Regions from separate parts of the Mus musculus genome. Here region 1 is linked to region 2. The links are chromatin contacts, found by Hi-C or POLR2A ChIA-PET in ENCODE. All regions are on one chromosome and are shown on one strand. Each heading gives the region's core, a stretch centred on a gene start or an enhancer-like site at or near the end of the contact. The rest is flanking DNA. Distances are from core to core; before and after follow the strand shown. Region 1 holds the start of Scrt1 (scratch family zinc finger 1). Region 2 holds the start of Lrrc24 (leucine rich repeat containing 24).

Region 1 (6,639 bases), core at 126-2,625, 200 kb before region 2:
GACACACGCTCAGTCACATGGTGCACAGCGGCCTCAGAGTCACGTGGTCTCATGTAGTGGCACACAGACAGGCACACACACAGGGTCACACACAAGCGCACAAAGTCACATGGCCACACGCAGTCACATGGGCCCACACAGGCTTATGCTCTTGCAGGTCATACTTGCTCTGCCACCCCACACTGCTGGCACTCCTGTCCCCCTTGCCTGCATGCTAACAGTTGTCCTTGAACTTGGGCATCCTTACACAAAGAGCCTCCCCTCACTCCAGTGCCTTGGCTTCCCTTGCTCACCTCTTCCTCCCTAATCCTGAGTCCAGGGAAGATACTGCTGTTGCATCTTCTGGTACCTAGGCCCTGACAGGTGGGTGGCCCTGACAGACCCCAAGCCTATTCCCTAGAGTTCCCAGCATTCCCTAGCTGGCCCTAGCAAGGGGCTTTGAAGGTGCAGCCAAAAAAAGTGAAACAGATCCAGATTCCGGGGTATGGGTTTGCATGTGCCCATTTAACTGGGTCCTGTTGTGTCAGCAGGTGTCTGTGCAGCTGTGTATGTCTCAACAGAAGTCTGTGTGTGGGTCAGTGTGTGCCTTTAGTGTTTCCTGTTCCTGAGCCCTCTTTCCTACCTCTCCTCTACCCATACTCTGTCCTACCTATCTTGGAAGCTGTCTGGCCTTACTCTCTGCTCCCCTTTCCTCAGCCTTCCTTCTCTGTTCCAGCCTCAGGCTGTTTCCGTTGGATCTACATCCCCTCCTACCTTGCCACTCCACCCCCACACTTTGGCCACCCACCCCTTCCTGCAAAGCCCTGGGCCCTGCCCCAGCTGCAGTCCAGAGCGCACCTTTATCTTGCAGTCGCACTCCGAGATCGCTGCGGGCGCGCCCGTAGGAGCTGTCGAGGTCTGCCGAAGAGAATGTGTCAAGTTTGACCTTCTTAACCAGGAAGGACCTGGGCATGATTCCTGCAGGGCTCCGGCAGTGAGGGCCTGCAGAGCCGGGGCTCAGGGGGACTGCGTCCGCGGCGAGGCCCCGTCACCATCCGAGGAGCGGTGGAAGCAGCACTGTCCCCTGTCTGGCCTGTGGATGCTGCTGGGCGAGTGTGGTCCTCTCTCTTCTTTCTGCCCTGCGTCTTTTCTTCTTCCTCTCCGGATCCCTCCTCTCTTTCTCTCTCCTTCCTTCCTTCCTTCTTTCCTTCCTTCCTCCTCTTCTCTTCTTTTCTCTTCTTTCCTTCCTTCCTTCCTTCCCTCCTCTGGTCCCGGCTTCCCAGCCCGCAGTGCCGCCCCTGGACAGGCGGGGGAGGAGGCTGGGGGGGCGGAGAGGGGGGGAGCGGCTCCGTCCCGGGCCCGGAGGCTGCGAATGGGTGCAGGGCTGGCCCGGCCCCACGGCCCCCTTCCCCTCCCCCCCCCGCCGCGGCGGCGGAGCCTCAGTCAGCGGCGCCCCATGCCCCCGGGGGCGGCAGCGCCGGGCCAAGAGAACACGACAGTAGCAGCGGCAGGAGCACCAGCAGCTTCAGCACCGCGGCCAGCGCTGGCTAGGGCAGCACCGCGGCCAGCGCCCGGGCGCGCTCAGCTGGCGTTGCCGGAGAGGGGCGGGCCACCTGGGCCTGGTCGCGGGGCGGGGGTCCTCGGCGGGGGTCTCTAGGAGGCTGGCTTTATTGTTCTGCAGTCAGAGCGGGCGGCGGCGGCAGCGGCGGGCGGGGGTCCTCAGGGGGAGGGGTGCTCAGGGAGGGCGGGCCGAGAGAGGGAAGGAGAGAGGGAGGGACGGGGGTCCGGGGGCGGGGCTCCGCTCTCGGACAGCTCTGGGGCAGGCCTTCTGAGCCCGCAAGCCTCTTCTGCCTACCGCCGAGCGCAGCCTCTGGCTTTTAAAGCCAAGCGCTGGGGGAGGGGGTGGGCGGGGAGGGGAAAAGGCCGGCGGAAATGGCTGCGCCGGGCTGGGTCGGGCCAGGGTCTCCTGGGAGGGGTCCTGGGGATGCCTCGCCTGGACTTGTGTGGAGTTCCCCCGTGCGGCTCGGGGAATGGTGACCTGATACTTGGTGGCATAATCGGGCGTGTGGAGAGAGATGGGAATGGGCCTGGCACTCTCCCACCCCAGGCTCTCGTTCTTTTGGGGAGAACGCAAGCGGACCTCAGTCGAGTCCACGCTGCCTCCTTTAAGGTCTGGAGGCTAGGTGCGGGATGTACGGAGGCGGGGAGAGGCGGGAGACCAAAGGAGTGAATGCTGAGGCAGCGAAAACGCAGTGTGGAAGCCTGTGTGTGCCCTGTGCCGCAGTGCCTCTTGCCACTCTGTCACCTCGGCTGACCCTGTGCCCGCTGGAGGGACCTTTCTGTCCCTGCCACTCCCGCGGGACGGATGTCCAGCACAGTGGCGTCGGTGCAAGATGAGTGTGCATGGCAAGAGGGGCTGCCATGCCCCTGTTCCAGAAATTCCGCTTCACTGGTGGTTTCCGCCCTTCCGCGCGTCTGCAGCTTCTTCAGGAAGCCCGCAACCAGGCGGATAACCCTTCCCGTGGCCGCCCGCCCGGAGTTTGCAGCCCCCATGACGTCAGGCCCAACGGCCAATGGCGGGGCACTGGGGGTTGGGGGCCTCACAATGGCAGCGCGCGGGTGCATATGTCCCCAATTAGGGCTGGGCGCCGCCATTGTCCCTTCTTCGCCCCCTCCTCGCGTTGGGGTCTCTGAGCTGAGCTTTCCCCACGCAGCCTGCTCCGGCTATCGACGATGGTCGCGGAGCGGCAAGCAGAGACTGCAGCGTGGTGACCTTATACGGACTGGCCCGGCGGGCGCAAGTGCCAGGGCGCCACAGCGGTGCTGAGCTCAGCTCCTTTCCTCCTGCTGCATGCTGGGCTGCTACCGGCATCCACTGCCTCGCGTTCGGCCACGGTGGGTGTAAGCTACCTGCCCTACACTGAGCGTGGAGACCACTCTCCTGCTTTATGTTAGCGACTTCGCTCCTCGGCGGCGGGACATTCATCTTGCGTGGCAGGCGCTCCCGAGGGGCAGGACGGGTGCGGCCTCCCCCTTATCGCTGAACAGCAGCCGGCGAAGCTCGCCGTAGGGGGTGGGGGGCGAGGGTTCCCTACCAGCCACACCGCTAGTCCGGGCTCCTTCCCAGAGGGGAACGGCTGAGGCGCAGCCGGAGGCGTCAGGCCAATTAGCATTTTGATTGCTGGACTGAGGTGGGGGGTTCATCTGGAACAAGGTCTAATTACCAGACGGACCCTCAGGGCTCAGGCAGGCTCGATTCCCACCCCCTCTCCGTTTGCTCCCTTCTCCTGGACATTGTCCCCTCTTCTAACCCTATACTCCCACTTCTAGGTCCCCTCACAGGCCCAGTCATTCTGTCTAGCTCTGTCCCATACTTTGCCCCTCGGGTCCCTTCTTTCTTAGTAGTGGTCCTTTGCCCAGCCAGTCTTTCCTGGGTCTGTTCTGAGTCCCATTCCTCTGCTGCTCTGTCCTCGGCCCTCTTTTCTCCACCTCTTCTTACAATCTCTGTCCTTATGTTGTGTATACATCCCTTCCTCCTTTTTGTCCATCTCCCATCTCCTTTGGCCCCTAACCCTCCTTGATGGAAGAGACCATGTGCGGACACATATGAGCTTGGGTCTCAGGGCCAGGCAGTATCAAATGAACCATTCAAACGGGCCTTGCTCTGGCTGTGATGGATCTCTCAGGACTCCTCCCCCCACGGAGGGTAGAGGGGCACACAGCTAGGAGGGGCAGCTGGGTCCAGGCCATGGCCATCAGTCCCCACCAGCCCAGGTACATGATGCACATGGGGCCTGTGCAATTACTCGGGCTTTCCACATGGGCTCCTTGTGAACCTGACTCCCTGTCCCCACGTCCCCTTTCACATCTAAAGGTTTCCCAGACCCTTGGCCAAGCCAGAGAGATTGAGAAACTGTTGAACACTCATTTTGACAAGTTGTAGGCACCTTTACCCAAGGCCCCATTGAGTCTCTGAGAGTCTCAACGACTCTTCTGAGAATCAAAGTCAGCCCCCAGCGAGTGGATAACTACAGGCCCTATTAGGCTGCCTTTCTAGCAACTCCCACATCTCCTGCTATTCTGGCCCAATTTGCTCTGCCCTTATCCCTTTCCTATGAATGTGTAGTCTATACAGGATTGCTCTATGAATGTCTTAGTCTGCTTTTGTTGTTTCCACGCTGCCTAGGTCCCATCTTACAGAAAGGTTTAGGGGTTGGTGTTGCCACTGATGTGTTCAGGCCCTGTGGTCTGTCACTTCTCCATACACCTAGGGAAACAGCGGACAGCCTTACTGGAGGCTCCACCAACTTCTGCTGGGCTGAGAGGTGATTGGCAAAGAATGTAAAATTGGCTTGCAATTGCTGGTGGGGACAGCTTCTGTGGTGACTGGGGTGGATGAGGTCATTATCGAGAAGGGGTCAAGGATGTGGTAGGGAAATGGAGGTGAATCCTTGAGAGTACTTAATTCAGCCACAGTGGTAGTGGCAGCCGGGCTATGCAGCTCATGACAGGTCTGAGGTAGGAATCCTGGGAGAGAGTGAAACGGGGCTCTGCTAATTCCGTAAGGGGCATCTGTCGTGAGCCTTTTTGGAGGCTGCCGAGTTAGGGGGTAGCACAAAGGGAAGCTATGTGTCCTGACTGGAGACGAGTTGAAGGTCCAGGGAAGGTCTACTTCCAAAGGCCTAAAGGGCAAACAGACTTGCTCCTCACTGAGGCGGAACCATTGGAAGCCATGTTAGCTACTGCACCACTGTAACGGGTGGCAAGGAGAAGAAATGTTTATTTTTAGGTCACGGTTTTCGAGGTCCCAACACCCGTTTCCTCTTTTGTTTCTGGGCCCTTCTCAGGAAGAGCATCATGATAGAAAAACCTAGCAGAACACAGTTACTCACTAACAGCAACCAGGAAGCAGAGAGGGATGCAGGAGAGTGCTGGACAAGGTATTTATTTCCAGATCACAACCTCAGTATTCGCTTTCCTCCGGCTAGGCCTACCTACCAGTTTCTGCCACTGTCTGGAAAATGCTATAATCTGGTTTCACTGATGGATTAGTGAGGCCTGGTAACCAATCAGTTTCTAAATGTCCCACCTCTGAACTTGGCTGCATCGGGAACCAGGCCTTTAACATGCAACCCTTTTGGAGGAATACTTTATATTTAAACAATGACAAAAGCCAAGGTTACAGGGGGAAGCCATGAGTCTGAATCATAGCACAACCACAACTGTATCCATGAAAAAATAAGAAAAGCACAAGACCCCGAGTTCAAGCCCCAGGGGCCCACAGAAAAAAGCCAGACACAGTGGCATGGACTGTAATCCCAGCACTGGGAGAATAAGAGCCAGGCAGATCCCTAAAGCTCACTGGCCAGTCCACCTAGCCTGCTTGGTGAGTTCTTGGCCAATGAGAAACCTTGTCTCAAAAAATAAAAAAATGAAAATAAATAAATAAATAAATAAAATTTAAAAATGAATAATGTTTCTGTAGTAAAACACCAGAGGATGCCCTGTGGTTACAACAAGCACATACACACACATCTGCACACATGACCACTTGCACAGGAACGCACACACACACAAAGAGCAGATATCAAGGTAGTAAATATTTTCATCAAATCTAACATCAGCTTAATAGTCTATAAAAAATATCTGATATGAGTGAACTTTTAGTTGTTTTTGGTTTGTTTTTGGTTTTTTTTTTTTTTTTTTTTTTTTTTTTTAACAGTTTTTGCCTGAGTTTATTTGTAGAAACAGCATAGGACACCGGTCATCTGCAAATAGTGTGTGGGGAGGTATGTCACAGCAGTCTGTCTGTCTTCACACTGGCAGGAGCCTTTTCTATGGGGCCTTCACAGGGGCCTGGGCACCTTTGGGAGCCTGGGCTGGAGCTGAAGCCTGGGTCTTAGCTGGAGCTTTGGCCTCTGCCTTGGTTTGAACCTTGGGCTTTGGTTGGCAGAGCCTTTGACCCTTGGCCACGTAGCTTCGAATCTGCTTCCCAAGCTTGGGGTGAGCGATGAAAGCCAGACGGCTAAGTTTGCAGCATCTTGGACTTGACGGCCTGAGGCTTCTCCAGGGCCTTGACGGCCTCTGCGCGCGCACTCACTGCCTTTGCATTGCTGGCCTGCATCTTCTTCAGGCCTTTCTTGGTGTGCATCTTGGCAAAGCGCATGTTCCTCAGGAACTTGGGGTCAACCCCCTTAAGAGATTCGTAGCTTTGCGACCGGGGTTTCTTGATGCCATTTCTGTGCCATTTTCGGGACTGGTTGTGTGTGGTGTGGTTCTTGGACTTGGCCGTGTCTGCATGGTAACCCGCGGCTCCCCTTTTATTGGTTTTTCGAGACAGGGTTTCTCTGAATAACCCTGGCTGTCCTAAAACTCACTCTGTAGACCAGGCTGGCCTCGAACTCAGAAATCCTCCTGCCTCTGCCTCCCAAGTGCTGGGATTAAAGGCGTGTGCCACCACTGTCCGGTGTTTGTTGTTTTTATTTTATTTTATTTTATTTTATTTTATTGAGACAGTTTCTCTGTGTAACAGCTCTGGCTGTCTTGGAACTCACCTTGTAGATGGGCCATCCCCAAACTCAAAACAGTCTCAAACTCAACAAAGATCTGCCAGCCTCTGCCACCCCCCTCCCCAAGTGCCAGGATAAAAGGTGTACACCT
Region 2 (5,809 bases), core at 1,992-4,491:
ATCCAGCCAGTGCTTGTGCAGGAATGTAATGCCAGGCATGGTGGGTTATGCTCTTAACCTAAACTGGGGAAGCTGAGGCAGCCGGATTGTTGTAAGTTCAAGGCCAGGTCTAAGCTATATTTTCCAAGCCAGGTTGGCTGGACCACAGTGAGACTTAGTACTCAGGGGCCAGGCAATGGTGGTGCAGCCTTTAATCCCAGAATTTCCTTGGGAGACAGACCTCTATGAGTTTGACTTCTACAGGGTGAAATTCAAGAGCAGTCAAGGCTGCACAGAGAGACCCCCAACTTGAAAAACCAAACAAAAACCAAAAACCCGAAAAACCAAACCAAACCAAACCAACCAAAACAAACCAGCACTCCAGACTGGTCTACTTGGTGAGTTCCAGGTTGGTCAAGGCTATATATATACTGATATTTGTCTTTGAGAGAGAGAGAGAGAGAGAGAGAGAGAGAGAGAGAGAGAGAGAGGAAAGAAAGAAAGGAAGGAAGGAAGGAAGGAAGGAAGGAAGAAACAAAGAAACAAAGAAAGAAAAAAGGAAAGGGAAAAAAGGGCTCCCTACCTGTCTTTTACTCTTGGTAAAACCTATACAAAGGCTCCAAAATAGCTATACAAGTAAAGACACTTGCCTGGCCAGCCTGGTGACCTGAGCTGCATCTACCCAACCCACATAAAGGTAGAAGAAGCAACTCCACAAAGTTGGCCTCTGACCTGTATGAGCATTCCCCACTCCCAACAGATGTGCGTTTACACACACACACACACACACACACTTTTTTTTTAAAGGGAGCAACAACAACAAAACTCCTCCCCCCACCCCAATAAAAACAAAAGCAAAAGCCATCTTTCCTTGATGGTCCTTACCTTGCCCTAGGCCTCTTCCTGTGCCTATACTGAGAGCCTCCTGCTCGTCACTGGCACGACAGTCCCATCACTGGCACGGCAGCCTCCATTGGGCTCTCCTTGGTTCCCAGATGTAACAGATGTAACTGCCTGGGTAGCAAAGTCCAGGGCAATTATCCAGGTATGGACCAAAAGAGAGTGCCCCGGGCAGACACACCCCCTTGGTCTCATTCTGTGGGCACTGGCATCAGCATAAAGTTCAGCACTGGGCAGAAACTTCTTTGTGCCTCAACACAAGAGCAAGGGACCCCACATGAACTTGATCCATATAATCCCACCGTATGGTTCATTTGTCATGATCTGAGGGGGATGTGGTGGTCATGGCATAGCTTGGTGTGGTCTATGATCCTCCTGTTGTAGGGATAGTGGTTGGTAGGAAGCTCACCAAGAGTTAGGCTTTTCCTCAGGGCTAACTCCTATGTTTTATTTTCTTTTAGACAAGGTCTACTGTGTATCTCCGGTTGGCCTGGAACTCCTTATGTGGATGGCTTCAAACCCAGAGATGTCTGTCTGCCTCCAAGTGCTGAGATTAAAGGCCTATGTCACTATGCCTAGCTTATTTCTAGCTTTTTCTTTCCTTTTATTTTTAAAATCCACGAATGAATATTCTGCTTTTCATATATGTGTGTGCATCTCATGCCTACCTGGGACCCCCAAGAGTCAAAAGAAGGCATTAGATCCCCTGGAACTGAAGTTAGGATGGTTGTGGTGAGCCATCACTTGGGTGCTGGGAATTCACACCCAGCCCTACCCCCACTAAGACAGGTTCTCTTTCTCTGTGTCCATGACTGTCCTGAAACTCTAGTAAAACAGGCTGGCCTTGAACTCAGAGATCCACCTGCCCCTGCCTCTTTAGTACAGATTAAAGACCTGGGCCTCCATACCTGACTGTTACTTCTAATTGTTTTGAGCCAGGGTCTTGCTATACTTGGACTGGAGATCCTCTAATCATGCTTCCAAGTGGCGAGATCACAGGGTTGCACCACCACACCTGGCTTTCCCGGGTGATTTTAGAGAACAGAGGGATAAGACAAACAACAGGAAAATCATGCCTTGGCCCCACAGCTGGTTCGAAGCGGGGGCTGTGTCTTTGGAGTAGAGGAAGGTATGTGTCACATCTGGCTGGGATGTGGGGAAAAACCTCAGGTCATCCGCTGGTTTCTAACTTTCTTCTTTCCTCCCTCTGGGGATTGGCCTCAGTCTCTCCCGCACACCAGTCACAGGCTTTAAGCACACAATACACTGAGTTCCACTCCTATCACCGCAACTGGGTACCTAGCTTTCTAAGAATGTGGGAGCAGTGACCTCTGAAACTGTCAAGAAATGCACTCTACAGGTTACTGCATGTCCCTGGGTACCTAGAGACAGGAGGACTGGGGTCTAGTTCTAGCCACGATGAGCTCAGTTTTAATGGTGATGCCCGAAGCTGAGAAGCCTTAAGGAAGATAGGACCAAGGGTGCACTGTTCTCTAGTCTCCAGCCTCATTTGGCATGGTCTAGTGTTTTAATACTCGCCGATTCACCAGGTCTTCTTTGCTCTGAGTCAAGTTGAATTGTACTAAGTGGCCTTGGTGTTTGTCTCAATTTTGCACCAATTGTAAGTCACATGATCATTTAAAGTCAATAGAGATGAGGCAGCACAGCAGTAAAGTTTTAATGGAATAGCTTTGGCGCAGGCAAAGGCAGTTCCTAGATCTCAGGACATGTGGAGCCCCAAGAAGTGGGGACGCTTGCTAGGTTTCTGGGTTTTATTTCCTGGAACACGAATGACTGGTTGGTCCCTGGCTCCAGGCCTTGCACAGCTGTTCAGCCTTCAGTAGCAAAGCCTTGATCTGTGCATTAGGGATCAGAGCTGCTGCTTATGCAGAGGCCCAGATGTGCACCAGAGCAAGACAGCCATGTCAGGAATAAGGGCCCCTTATTAGATGAGCCCAGCAGAGATCCTTTTATCAGGACATGAACCTCTAATCCTGAGCAGGAGTGGGGTGTCGGTCTCTTGGATGCCTATCTAGGCGGGAAGAGGGTGGGGAGGAGTCCTGTGTCCTCTGTCGGGCCCAGCGGAGGTCTCTGGCAGCCCCTGCGATCCGGCGCTTTTAAGCAGCACTACCTCCCCTAACCGCCCCCTCCCGTTCCAGTGGGTCCGAGCCTGCTCATTGAGGGTGTGGTTTCCATCCCCTTCCCACTGCCAGATCCTATGACCTTTTCTCGGTGAGGCAGTCAGAACCTAGAGGGTCCCGATCCCGCCCCCAAGCCCGGTGACCTTGGGCCAGGATCTCCCCCCACCCCCTCACCTGCTCCAGTGGCGAGCGACTCCCCGCGGTGCTTGCGGCTGCAAGACTGGAGAAGCGGAGGGGGGGGTTGGGGTGGGCGCGCACGCGCACCGGCCCACGCGCGCCTTGCGCCTGCCGCCCTGCCTGACGTGACCAGCGCAGGCCAATCCGTGGGACGCAAAGCCGGTGTAAGGGTTAGAGGTGGCCGAGAGAGGACCTCTGTAGGGACAGAGGATAGCAGGGCAGCACCAGAACCTTGGACAGCGCCAACCACCCTGGGCTCACCTCTGCGCGCACGCGCTCTCAGTCACCAGCGTGCAGGTGACAGCGGACATCTAAGTTAATCTAGAGTGTTGGAGCAGAGGGGTAACCTGCGAGTACTACAAAACCCAGAGTTTGCTCTAACCCTCCCCACACAGCCCCAGCTGGAGTCTCAGGGCGGCGGGGCAGCGGGCAGCAGCGGGGCCAGATCCATAGTTAGGGCGATGCGGCGACCTTGCCAGTGTACGTGAGAGGGGACCGTAGGGGAGCTAGGCCCATACTCGAAGCAAGCGCTGAGCTCGAAGGCCAGGGCCGAGCGCACTAGACCCACACCGCCTGCGCGCTCCGGGGCCGGGTGGTACAGGCGCCCATTGGCCGCCAGGGGTAGCAAGCGAGCCGGCTCGAAGGGTATCGCCAGCGCCTCGCCACCGCCACAGTAGGAGAGACGAGGTGACTCGCTGTCGGAAGCCAGGAGGTGCGTGAAGACCACTGGCCGGTCTTCACAGCGCAGGAAGTTACGCTCTCTGCCGCAAAGCGAGAGGAAGGGGAAGGAAGCCTCGTAGCGCCCGCTGTGGTTGGGTCTCAGACGGGAGAAGAAAGTGACCAGGAACTGCAGGTCTGTGGGAACAAAAGGCACGATCATGCTCGGTGACCCAGCTTCCCCGACACGCTCCTTTTCCTGGGAATACCAGCACTGGCACGAGACAGCGGCCCCCCCTCGTGGATGGTGCCTTCCCTCAGAGTCGGGGAGCCGAGGCCCTGAAGGGTAGAGAGAGACACGAGGGAGCAGTGCAGTAAGCAATACCTTTGAAGCAGGTGATAAAGTTCTTCATTTTGGAGTCATCTAGGAAAAGCTGCAGAAGGGACACAGTGGACAGTAAGTCCTGGCAAGAAAGCCGGTGGTGTTCGCTGTCCTTGCTTTTCTGTCTAATGTGTTCAGGGGGGCATGTGGAAGGGCCCTGCGGACTCTCCCCACATCTACAGACAGGTTTCCAGGGTTGCAGCCCTCACCCCTTTTTCTACAGCAGGTTTGACAGCCGCTTGTCCCTAGCAATCGCGAGCAAGCACTCGGCTCTGGGACTGCTGCTAGGACAGGCTAGTGTGCGCGGGATTACGATGCGGTGAAAGCGGAAGGCCCCGGAATTAACTCTTCCAGCCTGGGCTTTGAAAGGTTCAAAGCCACGCGTAGCACCTATCCCAGGTCTCGCCTCTAGAACTACTCCCCACCCGGTGCCGATGGATTCCGCAGTCCCCTCAGGTCTCCTCCCTCTGTCACACGCCAGGCACACCTGGCCTTGGTGATCCACATAGTAGAAATACTCGCGGGTTCTGGGCTCCGGGCTTTGACCCTGTGTGTAGGAGACACGCTCGACCCCACTGCAGGTCCGAGCTCTCTGCGACCTCGCCAAGACTAGAGCCAAGTTACGCACTGCCCCACTAGGCGGCCACATTCTTCCACACCGGAAGCGGATCACACAGTGTTGTGCCTGGGGCTTTGGGTTCCGCCGGCAACACGTGCTCGGAGGGGCGGAGCTGTCTATCCCGCCCCCGGAAGTAGCTGCCAGACGTGGACTCCCCCGCCCCCTTGTCAGAAGTAACCTGAAAGAAACACAATCAGCGAGTGTGCACTTGAACTTTATTCACACGGAGCACTGTCCCCTCGAGCCACACGTACGAGGGAGCGCCTGCGGCCGAGAGGCCCTGGAGAGAGAGGCCAGGACCTCCGCATGACGGGACTTTTGTTTTTAATAAATAAAAACTCTAAAAATATATATATATAAACAGGAGAAATGAAGTTTGACAACTGTTGGAACTCAGATTCCAGAATGGAAAACGCAAACGAGTCCAGGCAGGTCTCATCCACGCGCCGCCCGTGTGTGGAGTTTGGTCAGAGGCCGCGAGGTCAAAGGAGGGTGGTGCTAACTTGCTCAGCGCGAGGACCGCAATGGCAGTTCAAGAGCTAAATAGCATCTGGTTAAAACTATGTCCTTAGCAAACTTAGTTCTGTCGTTCTATTTATATCTTTATACACAAGTAGGCTGGGTATCGGATAGATTCTGTAGTCAAAAAACAAAAAACCTCTCGCCCTCCCTCACCCGCCCCAAGAAAGCCTGCCTAGCCCTGGCCCTAACCCAGAGGGCTTTGGTTTGGGGCCTCCCCTTGCACAAAGACCTATTAGGCATCGAGCCGACGGAGCCAAGTCCTAGTAGTGGCCAGCACAGCTCTCCAGAACGCCTCTAACTCTCCTTCTGGCCCCAGCCAGAGGCCCCTAGACTAGGGTGGGAGGGATCAGGGCGAGAGTGCCTTGGTGGAGGATTGCCCTGAAGAGGGGACAAGGTCCTGTTGCCCTGAGCAACGCGGTATGTGCTTCAGCC

Evidence for each region. Hi-C counts contacts between places; a loop is a spot of excess contacts on that map. ChIA-PET counts read pairs that join two places held with the same protein, here RNA polymerase II (POLR2A).
Region 1: POLR2A ChIA-PET joins it to region 2 with 10 read pairs in embryonic stem cell. The contact joins the promoter of Scrt1 here to the promoter of Lrrc24 in region 2. A Hi-C loop is called at or near these places in 1 of 37 maps with a recorded cell type or tissue (T-helper 2 cell). POLR2A ChIA-PET finds 5 or more read pairs at or near these places in 4 of 5 experiments (Patski and embryonic stem cell).

What each region holds. Positions count from the first base shown.
Region 1 is chr15:76,520,754-76,527,392 of GRCm38, forward strand. Scrt1 (scratch family zinc finger 1) reads right to left here and starts at 1,376. Exons shown (of 2, transcript NM_130893.3): 1 at 838-1,376. The coding sequence starts at 952. Gm46533 (a long non-coding RNA gene) reads left to right here and starts at 2,788. Exons shown (of 2, transcript XR_001781743.2): 1 at 2,788-2,874; 2 at 4,827-6,639.
Region 2 is chr15:76,718,932-76,724,740 of GRCm38, forward strand. It overlaps Lrrc24 (leucine rich repeat containing 24), which reads right to left and starts at 3,242. Exons shown (of 6, transcript NM_198119.2): 1 at 3,195-3,242; 2 at 865-993. C030006K11Rik (RIKEN cDNA C030006K11 gene) reads right to left here and starts at 4,914. Exons shown (of 3, transcript NM_145472.2): 1 at 4,724-4,914; 2 at 4,240-4,288; 3 at 2,534-4,052. The coding sequence starts at 4,885. The coding sequence ends at 3,607. It overlaps Arhgap39 (Rho GTPase activating protein 39), which reads right to left. Exons shown (of 12, transcript NM_001168288.2): 12 at 5,054-5,809.